Linked DNA regions of Mus musculus: region 2 is linked to region 1. Evidence: chromatin loops called from intact Hi-C (ENCODE). Cell type or tissue: gastrocnemius. All regions are shown on one strand.

Region 1 (8,000 bases):
CTATGGACTCAAAAGCGGTGAGTATAAAACTTCAGCACAACATGGAAAGAGTGGATTGGATATCGGCTCAGAACCACAAAGTCATTATAACTGTGGACATATAAATAAAACACACATTGAAAACAACTGGGGAACAAACAGAAGTGCACAGCTGCATTTTGATCTTTGTTTCCTATGTGCTATTTAGACATCGTAATCCTATTATGGTTTGTCACCGGTATAAGAGAAAGAGAAACGACAAAGGCTCCTTAAAAATTGTATATTCAGGCATTATTTAATTGCTAATGATCGTGTGACTTTGGATAATATCTGAAAAGAGAACATCTAGAAGTTGGGGTGTAAAACGCTGCTTTCTCCTACACGGCCACCTGGAGACCCTCAGTTTTGAAGTTCACCTCAGCTCTGCTGCTACCTGGCTCCCTGCACCTCGGTCCTGACAGGCAAGTAAGCATGCCTACATAGTCTGTAGCTCTCCTCCTGGCTACGACTGCCATGCTCCAGCCTCCGCTTCACCACCCTAACACCGGCTTCCTCTGCCTGCGGCTACCCTGTGCTCACCAGAGCCTACCGCAATTAAAGGTTTCCTTTCTTTAGTATCTGCTTAAGTAACTGAAGGGCACTTGTGTCTCCCAAGTACCTAGCACAAGGCCTTGCACATGATTGTCATCCAATCAAACTACTTATTGAATTCTTACATTTTATTAAAACATCGTGGCACGACTGCAGAGTGCATGTGAAAATGGAGTAGAGCTGCTTTCTTGGCGCATGCGCAAGTAGAGTTCAATGCCACACAGGGGAAGCCATGGTTACCTGATCACTGCCTCCACAGCACAGACCAGCTCCTCCGCCCCACACTCCCTGGTGTTGATGGGGGGTGGAGAGGTCTGGTAGAGGTGAGTTTCTGCGGTGGCTCCCACCTCGTTACTGTGGTGGTTCGAGTGGCACCTTTTGCAGTACCGAACAGGCCTGTTTCCGTGGCGACCGCAGCACCCTGCGGAAAAGCAGGTGACCACTGCCCTTCTGACATGGGAGCTGCAGTTCTGCAAGCAGAGAAAGCAAAGCCAATTAAAGCTGGCTTCTGAGACAAAGTTGGATAGAAACCTGAAGCAAATAGAACCTCAAGGGGCCACAGGAAGTGACCGGGTTTCCAAAATGCAAGGTGTGGTCTAGCCACACAGAGGTGTTTTATTCTAGTGGAAAGGGTAGGTATAATCTAGAAAGCAATGGAACGGCATTAGGAGGCTGGGTTGATTGAATTTAATGCTTACGATTTTCTCAACAGAAATTAAGAATAAAAACATAGAACCGTGATGCTGAGAAAGCACGCCACAGCACCCCAGAGTCAGGAAGAAAAAAATTCAACTTCCAGCACAAGCCTTTTAAAAATTAGTTTACCTGCCTCTCACAGAGTAGATTTCCCCTGCAGTTCACCTGTCCTTGGCATTCAAGGACAGGCGGAGGTTACGCTACACTGGGCTGATGGCTCTGTAGCAGGACCTTCTCTACTCCCACCCCTCCAAAGGCTTAACAAGTATACGAATCAGCACCACGAGGACACATCAAAGCACAACTAGACCTAGTCACAGAGCTGGCCACAACACCAACCACAGCAGAGGGATCAACAGACGGAGCCGCGGCAAGAGAAAAGCTGTGCAGCAGAGAGAGATGCCTTTTCATTTCAGGGATGGGCAGGGGTGGCGTGGGGGGGGGGGTAGATATTGTCATCACTGCCCTGACAAGAGGCAGGGAAGTGAGGTGACTTCTATGGGAAGAGGTTTTAGGAGCTCCGAGGAAGCAGGGAGCACCCTGACATCGTCAGACAAAGCCCTGGAGAGCTTGACAGACAGAATCAACTCAAGGACAAATAATACCCTGGCCTTTTAGCAACTCAGAGTTTGTGAAGAGTGGGGAACCCACCTGACAGTACCCCAGGAGAGTCAGGAGGGAGACTGCAAACACAAACCCTCCATCAGCATGTCAGCAAGGCAGCGGACTGTCAGTGGGAACTACCAGTTCTTCTTCAGGTACCAGGCTACTGACTGTGGATGCTAGCGTTAGAAAAATCGTGTTTTCTTACCACGACTCAGGGCAACAAGATGAGGATATTTAAGTCGCTACACTTTCCACAGTCACAGCTTCTCCAACAGACTGCAGCTGCGTGTTTATGGTCATAGAGTCTAAAATATTTATAATATGTTCTTCCTAATCTCTTAAATAGGCTGTTGAGATGTCTTGTGATTCTTCTACTAAGATTCCTTGCGGTTTTCCTCTGATTTGGGCATCAGAGTCAACGCGCAGACTTTTCCCTGTTTATGGATGCCGTCGAGTGCTGTGCACGGAGCATAACAGCCCTCACAGCCCACACAACAGCTGTGACCTCCGATTGAGATCCTCAAGGCCAGGCCCACTGACTGTTGACATTCCCTCATAGAAGGAGGGATGTGGAGGGTCACTAGACCTTTACCTGGGAGTCTAACCTCTCCTCCTGCACTCCAGACAGCTCTAGGCAACTCTGCCCTTGTTGCTCATGGCTTTATGATCTCAAAAAAGCTGGCGTATATAGAGTGGTGTATTAACCGAAGAGGAGACTCCATCTATAAGGAAGTTGTCACTCATGCTGCGGTTTGACTTTCTGGTGGTACAGCTGCTTCAGTCACCCAAGCTCCTTTATGTGACCTCTCACCCATCTCTATACATAAGGCTTTGGATTTTGAGGGAATACTACTTTGGTCCATTGTGGGTGCCCTGTCTGGGGAGAGGAGACATCTGTGTGTCCCTGGGGAAAGTTCATACAACAACCTTTCTCTTTCAGAGGCTGAGTTTCACTCATGTGTGTTTTTATTAGTGTACAGCTCCTCCTGCCCACGGAGGAGCTGTCAACACGGTTCTACAGGCAGTATTGCTCAGCATGCATGCTTAGGGCCCTTTCTCCCCTTATAGCTGCTGCTGTGGCCTGGACACTCGCTCCAAACCCCAGCCTGAACCTCCATGTTGAAATCTTAACTCCCACATAGGAATATTAGGAAGCAGAGCCTATGGGAGTTAAGCAAGTCATGATGACAGAGCCCTCAGAAGTGGAATCTGTGCCCCTATGAAAGGGGCCTAAAGAAAGCTGGCTATAAAAATATGCCACGAGAAGATGCCATGTTTGATGAGCAGGCCCTCCCACACATCAAATTTACCAATGCCTTGATCTTAGACTTCCCAATAAACATGTGTTGTTTGCCAGTGCCCAGCCTGCGACATTTTGTAGCAGCCAAAATGGACAAAGACAATTATAATTAGCTTTCTGTTCCTTTGAAATGTTCACTGTTACATAAACAATAGGCTGTGGGTGTGATCCCGTCATTCACCACAACATAGTCTTGGGGTTTACGGTCAACTATTCACCCACCCTCTTTTCAACTGCCTGGGTACTCCCCAAATCCTAGCATCATTTTTAAATTTTTTTCTTTCTTTTCTTTTCTTTTCTTTTCTTTTCTTTTCTTTCCTTTCCTTTCTTTCTCTCTTTCTTTCTTTCTTTCTTTTTTTTTTAAATTCTTTTGCTGTGCTGCTGTGTGCAAGACAGAAAACTTCATTTACCATGATTATCTATACCCAGTGTGAGATTTTTCCCCCTATGGTTCATAGAGAACATACCAATTATGAGGTATGCAGAGGAGGAAAAACACGCTCACAATCTCTCCAACCATTCGGCTGTATAAACAGCACAGGCAGCAGTTACATCAAGCCGAATCAGTAGGTACAGAATCATCTTGTGAGAGCAAGAATAGGATTTGCAAACATCCACTAAGCACCTGGTGTAACAGTAAGTCCTCAGATAAGTCCTTAGCTGTATGGGCTATAGGGGGAGAGGCCCTTGGTCCTGTAAAGGTTCTTATAAGGGAATGCCAAGGCCAGAAAGCAGGAGTGGGTGGGTTGGGGAGCAGGGGGAGGTGGGAAGGGTATAGGGAATTTTTGGAGGGGAAACTAGGAAAGGGAATAACATTTGAAATGTAAATAAAATATCTTTTTAAAAAAACTGACTGCTACCTTCTTATCCCCACATCTCTCCCGTAGTCACACCCAAACAGATGGTGACACTTAGGCCATGCCTGAGACCAGACTCTGCTCTCTAGAGGCCTTCCAGCTTAATCTCTTAACAAGTAGAGTCTCCCACTGCCTTAAGTCAGAGATGGTGTGGCAGGCTTGCTTTTGAATGTAGCCTATGTAATGGTTGGTATGCGACTCCTCAACTTCACTTCAAGGGGCTTGGCCCATCCGAGTCTGATGAAACACCGTTACCTCGGGAACCTCCGGACACAACATTCAGGAGAGGGTTCAGACACCTAGTATCTGGGCCATTCCAGATAACCCAGCATGTCACAGGCATGACAACACGGAAAGTGGGGAGCAGCCAACCTCTAGACCCCTTTCAGCTAACTGTGTCTCCACGTAGGAGAACAGGCAAAACCAGCAGAGTTGCCCAGTCAACCGAGGCCAAATTACCAAGCTACTATTTATTGTAAGCAAGTGAGTCGTCATCATACAAGCTGGGACATTTGGCTGGACCTTAGCCAAGGTGAAAATGAACTCCAGAAGTGGGGTGCTGGCAGAACACACACTGAGAAGGTGCCATTGCTGCTGGTGCCAGGCGGGAGGTGGGGTCTAGAAAGGGAACCAAGAGCTAAATGGTGCACAATGGAAGAGGCGGGAAAGGCAACGGGAAAATGGCCTTCGAAAGCTAGAAAAGAGGTGAGCTAGATGTGTTCTTCAGGATAGAGTGCTTGCATGAACAGGAGCTCTGTTCTTGGCATGGCAAAGAGATGGGGGGCGGGTGGTTGGGTTGGTGGTGGTGGTGGTGAGAAAGGGACGGGAGAAGGGGAGGAAAGACAGGGAGGAAAGGGGAAAGGGAATTTTATTTTGTAGCAGTGAAACACCCAGGATAATTGCTGTCTGCAATAAAATAAAATAAAATAAAATAAAATAAAATAAAATAAAATAAGGGCATCTAATGTGACTGAATGGTGAAGGAGCCAAATCACTTGCGTTAACTGCACCTGGTCAGGCATGAGAGGGCAGGAGCCACCTAACAGGGACTGAGTCATTTGGAAAGGAGGTCCCGATGGAATTCATAAAAACCAAGGAGCCGGCCCTGAGAGCAAGGTGGAAGGAGCAGATGAACACAATAAATAAATGCTCCTTAGGCAACTTTAAAACAATCACAGAACTGACTCTGTCTCCTCCGGCTGCATAATAAGCCAATCAGGACCTCAGCCATTTGGTTATGTGCCTGGATTCTCCAAGTGGGAGATTCCCATGCAACAAAAGCAAGATTGCTCTGCTCTGCTCCACTCCTCTCCACTCCGCTCTGCTCTGCTCTGCTCTGCTCTGCTCTGCTCTGCTCTGCTCTGTGAAGGCCTAAAGAATAATGACTCAAACTGCTGGAAGCCAGGAGCACTGACACCAGGAGTCTTCTTTACCCATGGCTCAGAAAACTGAAGGATGGGCTAAACTGGGCCCTCTCTCTTCAGCCTCTATGCCTGCCCTCTCCATATGCTCTGGCATATTCAAAATGCACATGGCTCCAAATATAAAGAAAATAGTTGTTTTTTTTTAAGCTTCATATTATGGATATTCAAAGGCATGGCAGAGGCATTAGCTGGGCTCTGATGAGAACCTCCTGATAGATGGGATATATAAATGGCAGAAGTGCTTGTGGGATGGGAGGCTACGTGGCAAGCCAGAGACCAAGAGGGGTTAGGTTTGGTCTTCTGTAACAACCCATTCTGTGGGCTTCACTAGAGTTCTCTGAGACTAATGAAGAGCTATGCAATCTGCCCCTAATGATATTCCACTAGGTTCCATCTCTTAACCTTTGGGACAGAACTTCCAACACATGAGCCTTGTTGAACTCCATCCACACCACAGCCCTTGGGTTCACACGGGAAGAATCTGGAGGAACCCCGGGTATGCAAGAGGACTAGGAGTCATGTGACCTTTTAGGGCCTAAATCACACAGACGAGGTCCTGCTGCCGGAAGAGAGTCACACATTCCCAACCCACAGGAAGCAACACAGCCTCCACTTCTCAAAGGGAGAATCAAAGAATGGCCTTCTGACCACAGTGTTTCTCTTCCTTCTTGCATGAACCATACTCCCCATCCAAGTAACCCTCCCCAAAGTCTCACTGTGACCATTGCTTTAGACCTCACAGGTCATCTCTGTCACATACTATTTGAGTCCTCATCCAGAGAATCCAGGTCCATCACAAATGCCCCTCCCAGCCACGGATGTGGAGTTACTGTGAGTTTGGAGGAGAATTGTCTGGCAGTGTGGGGTTACCATGGTAGACAGGCCACATTAAGTGGTTATTATGATAGACTATGCACATTAAATGGCGGCCATGGAAGACAGTCCACACTGAGTGGCCATTGTGATAGATTATCCACACCGAATGGCTGGCTATAATAATCTACAAAGCTGTAAAGTCTGGAAGGCCTGGCTCATGAGCTTCATGGAGATCTTAGAGGAAATAAAGAAAGTGTTCTGGGGTCAAGAGAAAGGGACACAGCCAGCAGTAAAACATTTGGCCACAACACTGACATGAGGAACTCAGGGTCTACTGAAGGATTTTTTTTTTTTTTAATGTGGGTATTCTTATTTTATCTGAGTATTCTTATTGAGAGTGGCACTGGAGAGATAGCTCACTAGGTCAAGGGCTTGCTATTCAAGAATATGATGCCCAGGAGCTATGTAAAAGCTGGGCTCAATGTTATATATTCATAAGACCCAGATCTCAGGGTGAGGGCCAGGGGGTGGGGGATGAGCAGACATCAGAGTCTTCCTGGCCGGCAAGTCTGTCTGAAACCATAGCCTCCAGATTCGCTGAGTGTCTGTCTCAAAACATAAAGAGGAGAGCAATGGAGGAAGACACCCCCTGGCAGTCTCTGGGCTCGACAGGCACACAGGCAGGTAAGCACAATTGTGCACATGCACATACATCCCACACACAAAGTGTAACTGCGAGAGGAAGGAGAATGAATTGTTCTACTTACAACTAGAGTTTAAAGAGAAAAATATTGGACCCAGGACACTCTTCCCAGTCTGTGATTTAAGATTCTCCAGGCAAGAAAAAGTTCCTGGGTAAACACTAAATCCAGGGCCCCATCAGGAAAATGTGATCTCAGGGGAAAAAATGATGACGGGGTTAGAGACAAAGCCATTTATTAAGACTCGGAATGAATGTATTACATCATAGGCTCTTTTAGGCAAAGAGCTGCAGATTTTAAGGGCAGACACCACTACCCTTATTACTAAATGATAAAGAGCTGAGACTGCAAGGCATTCTTCCCAGAAGCCTCACAGAGAGTTGAAGGTATAGCAGGGCATAATCTCAGAGACTTGTATGTCCATCTAATGAGTTTAATGAAAGAGCTTTGTGATGGGCACATAAAAGCCAGTGTTTCTCATCGATTCTGGCAGAGTGGACAGAGGCCTAAGATGAAGATGTTTTCAGGCTTGGATGATCCTGAGAGCAAAGAGTAGGATGCTAAATCTTCTTGTCCTGGCTAATTTTATGTCAACTTGACGCGAGCTAGAGTCTTATGAAAGGAGGCTGTCTCAGTTGAGAAAATTCCTCCATAAGATCTGGCTGTAGAGCATTTCTTAACTAGTGATCAGTGGGGGAGGGCCCACCCCATTGTGGGTATAACCATCCTTGGGATGGTAGTCCTAGGTTCTATAAGAAAGCAGGCTGAGCAAGTCACAAGGAGCAAGCCAGTAAGCAGCACCCCTCCTGTCTCCAGGTTCCTGCCCTGTTTGAGTTTCTGTTCTGGCTTCCTTCAGTGATGAACAGTGATGTAGATGAGTAAGCCAAACTAACCCTTCCTCCCACAATTTGCTTTTGGTCATAATGTTTCATCCTAGCAATAGTGACCCTAACTAACAGAAGTTGGTACCAGGACTGTGGAGTATTTTTATGACAGACCTGACCATGCTGATTTAGGGAGGATTGTGGAA
Region 2 (8,000 bases), 170 kb after region 1:
ATGGTCAGCTTAGCAGGGGTTTTCTTAGAGAAAACTGACTCAGCTCTCCAGAAGGCACCTACTGGGATTTTCCAGGTTCTTGTAGTAAAGATAAACAAAAGGCCTCAGTGGTCTGTCTGTAAAGGAAAACTAACACACGCATGCCCTTCAGAAATAAAGTTTATTATAATGAAAGGCTCTCCAGGCTATGAGCACATCTCAAGGTGGAAGAAGAGCATTAGAAACAATTCAATGCATGGAGAAGTCTGAACTTGATGGAGCCTTAAAGGAAATAAGTGTCTTCCCTTTGAAGCCTGGCGAGGAGCTTCAGTTAGGGGAGAGGGAGGAAGAGGGAGGGAGAGAAATGAACCACCATGAGCAAGAAGAGTGGAGCCGCTGCAGAAAGCAGCCTAGGGAACAACTCTCGGAAGAATTCCCAGAACAAAGGGAAAGTCTGGTCCAACCTGTATAACCTTTCAAATGTGGCAGACGTTCTCCATCACTTGGATTGGTTCAAGATAGCATAGGTGACAGGGAGCACAGAGGAGCCAGGTACTGTAAACCAAGAGCTGTCAAGTCTCACACGGCCCAGCTTCTAACTCTGTCCTACAGAGGGTGGCAGGGAGGTGTGGCCTGACTCAAGCTATGAGATCAGGCTTAGAGGTGGAGGCTGGGTATGTCCTGGAACAAGGAATTGGTCCAGGGATGTGTAAAATAGTGGTAGAAACAGAGACATTTTATTAAAGGAGAAAGACACTTTTCCTATTGGGATTGGGCCAGCTCGAAAGAAAGGTCAAAGGCTTAGAGGTCCCTGTCTGGAACCTTGTGACCTTTTAAAGAGTCATTTGCATACGCTTCGCTTGCTCTTCTGCACATGCTCTTCTGCACATGCGCAGTTTTGTTTCTTGTTGTCAGTGAGGGTGGTAGAGATCCACTCTTCCTCTTTAATAGCTTCTGTCTTTCTAAAACTCCTTTGTTTCTATGTGCACCTGTGTGGGGGAGAGACTCGGGTCCCCTGGAGCTAGAGTTACAGGCAGTTGTGAACCTCTTGAGGTGAGCACTGGAAAGTGATCTTGTGTCCTCTGCAGGAAAAGTACTCTCCAGCCCTGAGCCTTTTCTCCAGCCCCTCGCCTGCTGATTTTGATCCTCTCCGCCTCCATCTCCACTCAGCTCTCTGTCCTCACTGATGCTGGGGACAGCAGCCTGCACCGGCATTCCCAGGTAATAAGAAGGATAAAGTAGAAGGATGCTTGAGCCCTGGAATGCAGAGCCATTCAGGGCAATACAGTAGAATCCAGTCTTTAAAAAGCAAATAGACAACCAGAAAAGAAACAATATACAAACATCACCATGAACCTGAGGAAGTTCTTAATGCAGAGGAACCAGGCTGAGCTCATCCCATCCTGGGAAGTTTGAGACCCAGCAGAGCTGATGGGAGAATCAAGCACTTTAAAGTTTTTCTCTATAACAACAGACTTAAATGACTTTAAAAAACAAAAAACAAAAAACAAAAAAAAAAAAAAAAAAAAAACAGTGTCAGTAAATCTGCCTCCAAATTCAGCCACAACACAATTAAGCCACCCACCCCCACCCCTGGAGATAGCTCTTTCAGCTGCTCAAATTGCAGGGACAAACAACCCTTCCTCAGTTAAGGTTTCTCTAAGTCACAAAAGCCCCACACTGTTAACCTAGGCCTCTACAATTTTCAATAAAGGGCTTAGTGGGCCTGGATTCAGCGTACTCCCAGTGACCCACAATGCAAGGCCTTCCTTCTGCAGTTACGTAAAGGGGCATAATTAGAGCTGTAGCTCCGTATACAATGAATATGAAAGACTCCCTCACCCACTCACCTTTTTTTGAATGTGATTTTTTTTAAAAAAGTGTTCATTCTCTTAAAAAGCTGATGTTAGGCTTCGAGAAAATTATGTAACGACATTAACACTGTACTGCCTCATGTCCAAATATCTTGAACTGTGGCCGCTAGAAAAGCACCTTTAATTTCTGCTCAAGGACCAAATGTCTTTGAGGAATGAAGTGCCTCCCTTTGTCTCTGTTGGCGTCTGTCTTTGCAAAGGCACGACCTCAAGGACAGAGAGGCTCAGATAAGCGAGCCGGAAGGGCAGACAGTTGCAAGGGTGGGGAGCATTCAAGTTATGTAACCGGTAGCATCAATAACACACTCCTGAGTTGCAGGCACGATGGTAATATAAAAAGACCCAAGAGAAGCTGTGGTCCATTATTACAAAGAACCTCAAGGCAGAAGCACCCTCGGGCAGTTTAAAAGATAATCTTGATGTTCCATATTCCATATTCTTTTTCTTTGGTACACATTTAAATTATAATTTAAATATTATATATATATATGTATGGATACATATATATACATACATATTAAAAAACTATAAAAGCAGTTTTCATTTTCATAGATTACCTTTTATTTCAAGATCAACACTCATCGTCTCTCCTGAAGCGCATGCAGACATTTTTTTCCTATTTGAGACTGTGTATTGATATGTAACTGAGGCTGTCCTAGGAGTTGCTCTATACTCAGGACTGGCCTGGTACTTATGCTCCTTCTGTGCTACCAAATATCTAAAGAGGAGCTTTTGCTCTTCAGTGTGGGTATCAGACTACAGAAACAAGAAACCCCAAGAGATTGGAATTTTACTGAGAGGCTCAAGCTGGGAGAAGGGCAAGGCTGGAGTGTGGGTCTGGCAGATGCCTCATCTCCCAGGAAGAGACCTCACAGTTCTGACACCTGTCAGACTACCTGGAGGAGGAGACAGCACCTCCAACAGGACTGGTGGACATGCCCACTCTTTGACCAGGACTACTTACCCATCTCCCCTCTAAAGCTGCATCTCATATCAAGACTCTGAAGACGGACTTGAGGTGCCCAGGGCCTTTTTTTTTTCCCTTGCCAAGGCTGTCACGATGAGTAACTCTCCTTTTCTTGCTGTTTACTGTTTCTTTGTCTCCTTAAATTGGCCTACTGAGGATGGGTGACCTGGGTAGTGAGAGCTGCCAGGGCACAGGCTAAGGCACCATGAACTGCCTCAGTTTCCTGAGTGTTGCACCACCATGACCAGCCAGGCAAAGAAACTGACAGGGGATCAAAGTTCACTCCACAGTAAAAACACCAGTTTTAAAATCCATGGTCTTGATGGTTCTTTGCGCCCATCCTTGCTGTTTTTCACTCTATGAATGCTTGCTGAATAGTTGTATCTACTGGCGCCTGTGAGAATACATCTCTATACCCAACCGCGGGATGTTTCTATCACCAACCAGCTGAGCATTGTTTTTGCTATATTCAGTGGGAATCAGGCTGGCAGCCCAAGTCTCTGTGTGCCAGCCACAGGCCATAGGTTGGGAGCTTTAAGCTTTGGGACCCACGGATGCCTGGCTCTAGACTTTCAAAGCCGGAGGCTTATTGCAGCTAGAGTTATATTTCTGAACTTTCAGTGCCCAGCCCCTCAGCTTTTAGCCACTCTGGGTAACTGGGCAGTACCCTGCAACAATTCCAGCAGCTTGGGCTAGCGGCTTTTTGCAGCCTCTTGCCTTCTGCAGTTTCTGGCTCTGCAGTCCTTCCTCTCCATAGTCTCCAGTTCTTCTGGGTATCTTGTCTCCTTAGCTCTTCCACAATCCCCGTGTTTTCTCCTCCTGAGCTAGCTCCCTGCTGCTCTCTGAGCTCTTCCGCTGCCCTCTAGCTGCTGCTTTGGGCTGTGCCTGCAGCTAGCAGCCTGAAATTTTTTCTGCTCATTGGTGCAGCCAGCTCATTCTGCTTGAACTATATACCACAAGCAGGCTATGAAACCGTTCAGAAAGGCTTTCCTGAGACCTAAGGCTGCAACACTAGCTAGCTGTCAAGGACGGAGGAGATGCTATGATGCTCAGGAGCTGCTGAGGGGGAGGGAGACACCTGCAGTTCTTGCAGACAAGGTCACACAAGGGTTACCTGAAGCTGTCAAAAGCAGGGTGAAGTCTCAGAGCCACCACAACGGAGTGAAGCTGAGTTTCCCAAAGCAAAGCTGTCATTACATAGGAGGACATGACCGTTGTGACAGTTTCTGGGGGCTAGAAAGAAGTCTCTGCTCGGCATCTCTGGCTGGACTGAAGTTTCTGTGAACAGCAGTGAGGTGTAAAACAGTGGTCACAATGACAAGCTGCTCCAATAAGCAGGTGTCTGAGAGCTGCCACACTGTTGCAGTTGCTACTGCCCCAACACACCTTTGGGGGCAACTGCGATCTTGTTCACTGTTGTCCTAGACTCAGGGACCATGGCCCCCAACAGCAGGGGTTACACTTGGATCCCAGCCCTCTCTGATTTGGGGCTACTTGGTCAGGTTCCTGGGCTGAGCTGCTGCTGCTGCTGCCTGAAGGGCTTGACAGCTGCCAATTAAATGGCTAATCTCCTAGGCTATAACATCTTTAATCATTTAAAGGAACAAGCACATTAAAGAATAACTTTGACAAAGACCTAATACGAAATTAGCATAGTTTTCAAATAAACTTAGCCTAATGATAATTAAGTACCAGCTAAGTACCTTTAGGGGAGGGTTGGGTGTCCTGGTCTATCTTAGTTGTGTGGTAGCACAAAAGAGTTTCATCCTTCCTAGGCAAGGCTAAACTGCTTTCCTAAGTGTTTTTCCTATTTTCATTCCCACCAGCAGTACAGAAAAAAAAAATTTAAAGTTCAGATCCTAATCAAATCTCACACTAAATATTGTTGGGGTTTGTTGTTCATTTGTTTGTTTGAGAGGTCTCATTGTAGCACAGGTTGGCCTTGAACTCAGCTAGAGCTATTTTTAATGTTTATTTACTTTTATTCATGTGTGTGTGTGTGTGTGTGTGTGTGTTACTCCATGTGTCTTAGTATATGTATGAGAGTTGGAGGACAACTTATGGGGAGTCAGTCCTCTCCTACTACCATATGGGTTCTTGGAATTGAAGTCAGGTTTTCAGGTTTGGTGGCAATCACCTTTACCCACTAAGTCATCTTGCCTGCCCAACTTGCCTGTCTTGTCTTGTTTCCTTAAATCAGTCGGAGCCGTCAGTATTAGCATGGGTCCTTCCTTTACATTAGTGTGTTTGAGCCCCCTCTTTGTTTCTCTTTATTTGGAACTCTTTCATTTGTTTGCCTCTTTCCTCACAGTCCACTTCAGGACCTTATGTGTGCTGGAGGCTGACTCCAGGGTCTTCACCCACGCTAGAGAACTATTTCACTGAGCTATAGTCTCAGCTTTTCGCCTCTAAATTGTGAACATCTTTTTCTATTGTGTGTCTTGTCTTTTCATACTCTTTTATATTTTTTGAGGAACTAGACATCACTATTTATAAACAAGAGTTCACTATGTAGCTCAGGCTGGCTTCATACTCCTGCTGCCTCAGCCTTCTGAGGACTGGGATTACAGGTGAATTGTTTGTTTGCTTGCTTGCTTGCTTGTTAGTTTTTGAGAAAAGGTCTCATGTTGCTCAGACTAGCCATCAACTTACTATAGACTGGAGGTTAGATTTGAACTCCTGAATTCCTGATCCTCCTGCCTCCACAACTAAATTTGGGATTGTGGACACAAATGCTACTATGTTCTGAAGTTCTATGAGCCTTATGTTTACTTTTTTGTTGGTTTGGTTTGATCCCTTGAATTAAAACACAGGCCTATAATCCCAGCAATTGGGAGATACGAGTGGGATAATCAAGAGTTCAAGATCATCTTGGCTACACAGAGACTGAGACCAGCCTTGGTACATGTGACCCTATGTCAAAAAACAATCTTTTCTTCCCCAACTCAATTAAGCTATCCTCTAATATTAGTTTCTAGAAACTTTATTAATCTTATTACTTATGAATGCAATAATTAACAAATGTTAATTTATTAAGCATTATAACATTAATTACTGTCCTGGACATTTAAACAATTTTAAAGATTTAGCCACTTATTTTTATGTGTATGGGAGTTTTGCCTGCATATATGTATGCATGTGCATGATATGTATGCTTGGTGCTCATGAAGGTCAGAACAGGACACCATCCAATCCCCTGGACCTGGAATTACAGATGTTTGTGAGCTGCTATGTGGGTGCTGGGAATGCAACCCAGGCCCTTTGGAAGAGCAGCCTGTACTCTGAACTGCCATCTCTCTAGCCTCTTATAATTTGACAAACGTACTTCAGCTTTTCTCGCCATTTGGACTCCAGGGACTTTAGAAGAAATGTGTGGAAGCAGTATCATATGCAACCAATTGGAAGAAATAAAATTGGCCTCTGAGACTTTAAAAACAACAACAAAAACCAAACCCTGTTTCTATGGTACACTTCCAGGAAGGGGCTTGAGAAGGGGCTTCCGTGGCTTGTGAATAATAAAAAAAGCAAGTACACTGGGAAGAAAATGATTAGTTTGAGCTGGTGAGATGCTCAACCAGTAAAAGTACTTCTAGTCAACCCTGAGACGGAAGCTCCACCCCCAGGGCCCACACAGTAGAGGAGACAACTGATTCCCTCAGGTTGTCTGCTGATCTCCATATGCACACTGGTATGCGCATGCCCACATCCATATGTATACACACACACACACACACACACACACACACACACACCTTAAAATAAAATAAACACAATAAAAATAAAAATGAGAAAGAAACCCAAGATACTTGAGTGACAGAAACTGGAATTCATGGGTGTAAATGCCTCAGGTTTTCATCTTTTGTTGCCATGTGGAACTCTGAGGAGCAGGAGGAGGAGGAGGGGCTGGCTATGAATACAGATCTCTGGTCGCAAATAACAGAAGCCCCTGCTTTTTTTTTTTTTTTTTTGGCTTTTCAAGACAGGGTTTTTCTATGTAGCCCTGGCTGCCCTGGAACTCACTGTGTAGACCAGGCTGGCCTCGAACTCAGAAATTCACCTACCTCTGCCTCCCAAGTGCTGGGATTAAAGGTGTGCGCCACCACTGCCCGGCCAAGCCCCCTGCTTTTATCCACTTCCAATTAGTTTGAAGATAAAATGAGGAGTTAGAACCTCTTAATGGCTCCCAAAAACACTAAAATGGGGGTTGGTTTAGATTCAGAGGCATTTGAGCACTCATACTCAAATGTTGAGGCTTTCCTCTCAATTTCTGTCTCTGTCTCTGCTCTTCTTTCCTAATGCCCGTGCATGCTCGTCTTAGTAGAAACAACTAACAATTAACAATTAGTCAGAAAACCATTAACATAGTCTTTTAAGGTCATGATTATGGAGAAAGCTATCGAGGAGAAATACTTCCTTTGGGAAATTTTTTCAGGAAAGGTTCTGACTGACAGGACTGTGTCACGTGCTTATCTATCTCGGACTCGATGTTTTCACTGAAGTATGAACTGTATATGCCATAGGCTCATGTTTTCAACCGTTGGTCTCTAACGGGGATGCTATTCTGGGAACTGGTGGAAAGTTTAGGAAGTAGGCCATAGCTGGAGGAAGAAGGTCACAGGGAGCTTACCTTTGAAGGTTACCCCTGGTCCCCAGTCTCTCCCCGTCTCTGCTTCCCAGCTATCAGGAGGCAAGTAGCCACACATTTCTGCTGAATTGTGCTAAACACCAGGTCAGAACCCATGTAAACAAAGATTGCTGTTAGAAACTCTGAAATAAGTCCTTTTCCTATGTTTATGGTTCAGTAAAAGCAAGTTAGTGATGGCTCATTTTAAAAGATTTTAAAAGTTGTATGTGTATAGGTGTTGTCTGAATATGTTTGTGCACCACATGCATGCCTAATGCTGCCAGGGGCTGGAAGAGAGTGTCGGATACTCTGGAACTGGAGTTACAGCTAGTTGTGGGTTGCAACGTGAACACTGTGAATCAAGCCTGGGTCCTCTGAAAAAGCAGCCAGTGCTCCTCTAACTGTGGAACCATCTCTTGATCCCCTAATGAGTGTTGTTCAATGGATATAGACAAAGCTGAAGTTGTGGGAAATAGTGGTGGGGGGCCTGACTGTAGAGACCATGCAGTTATAGATTAGAACTACAGTTTAGGGGGGCCTAGGAGGTCAGCATGAA

The links. A loop is a pair of places that touch in the nucleus more often than their neighbours do. Peaks named below come from ENCODE experiments on the same cell type or tissue, not always from the same donor. Only the 100,000 strongest peaks of a DNase experiment are listed, where the experiment ranks them.
Region 2: it touches region 1 in a loop (2.0-fold over the local background); 22 of 42 quality-filtered maps call a loop at or near these places.

The regions. Positions count from the first base shown.
Region 1 is chr12:103,052,359-103,060,358 of GRCm38, reverse strand. It overlaps Unc79 (unc-79 homolog), which reads right to left. Exons shown (of 49, transcript NM_001081017.2): 12 at 811-1,040. Among named protein-coding and RNA genes, the nearest start is that of Unc79, 110 kb to the right of the region's middle. In gastrocnemius, no CTCF peak of the experiment used is centred here; a DNase peak (open chromatin) is centred at 4,586.
Region 2 is chr12:102,881,636-102,889,635 of GRCm38, reverse strand. No RefSeq gene overlaps it. Among named protein-coding and RNA genes, the nearest start is that of Btbd7, 7.2 kb to the right of the region's middle. In gastrocnemius, a CTCF peak has its summit at 3,672; a DNase peak (open chromatin) is centred at 3,676.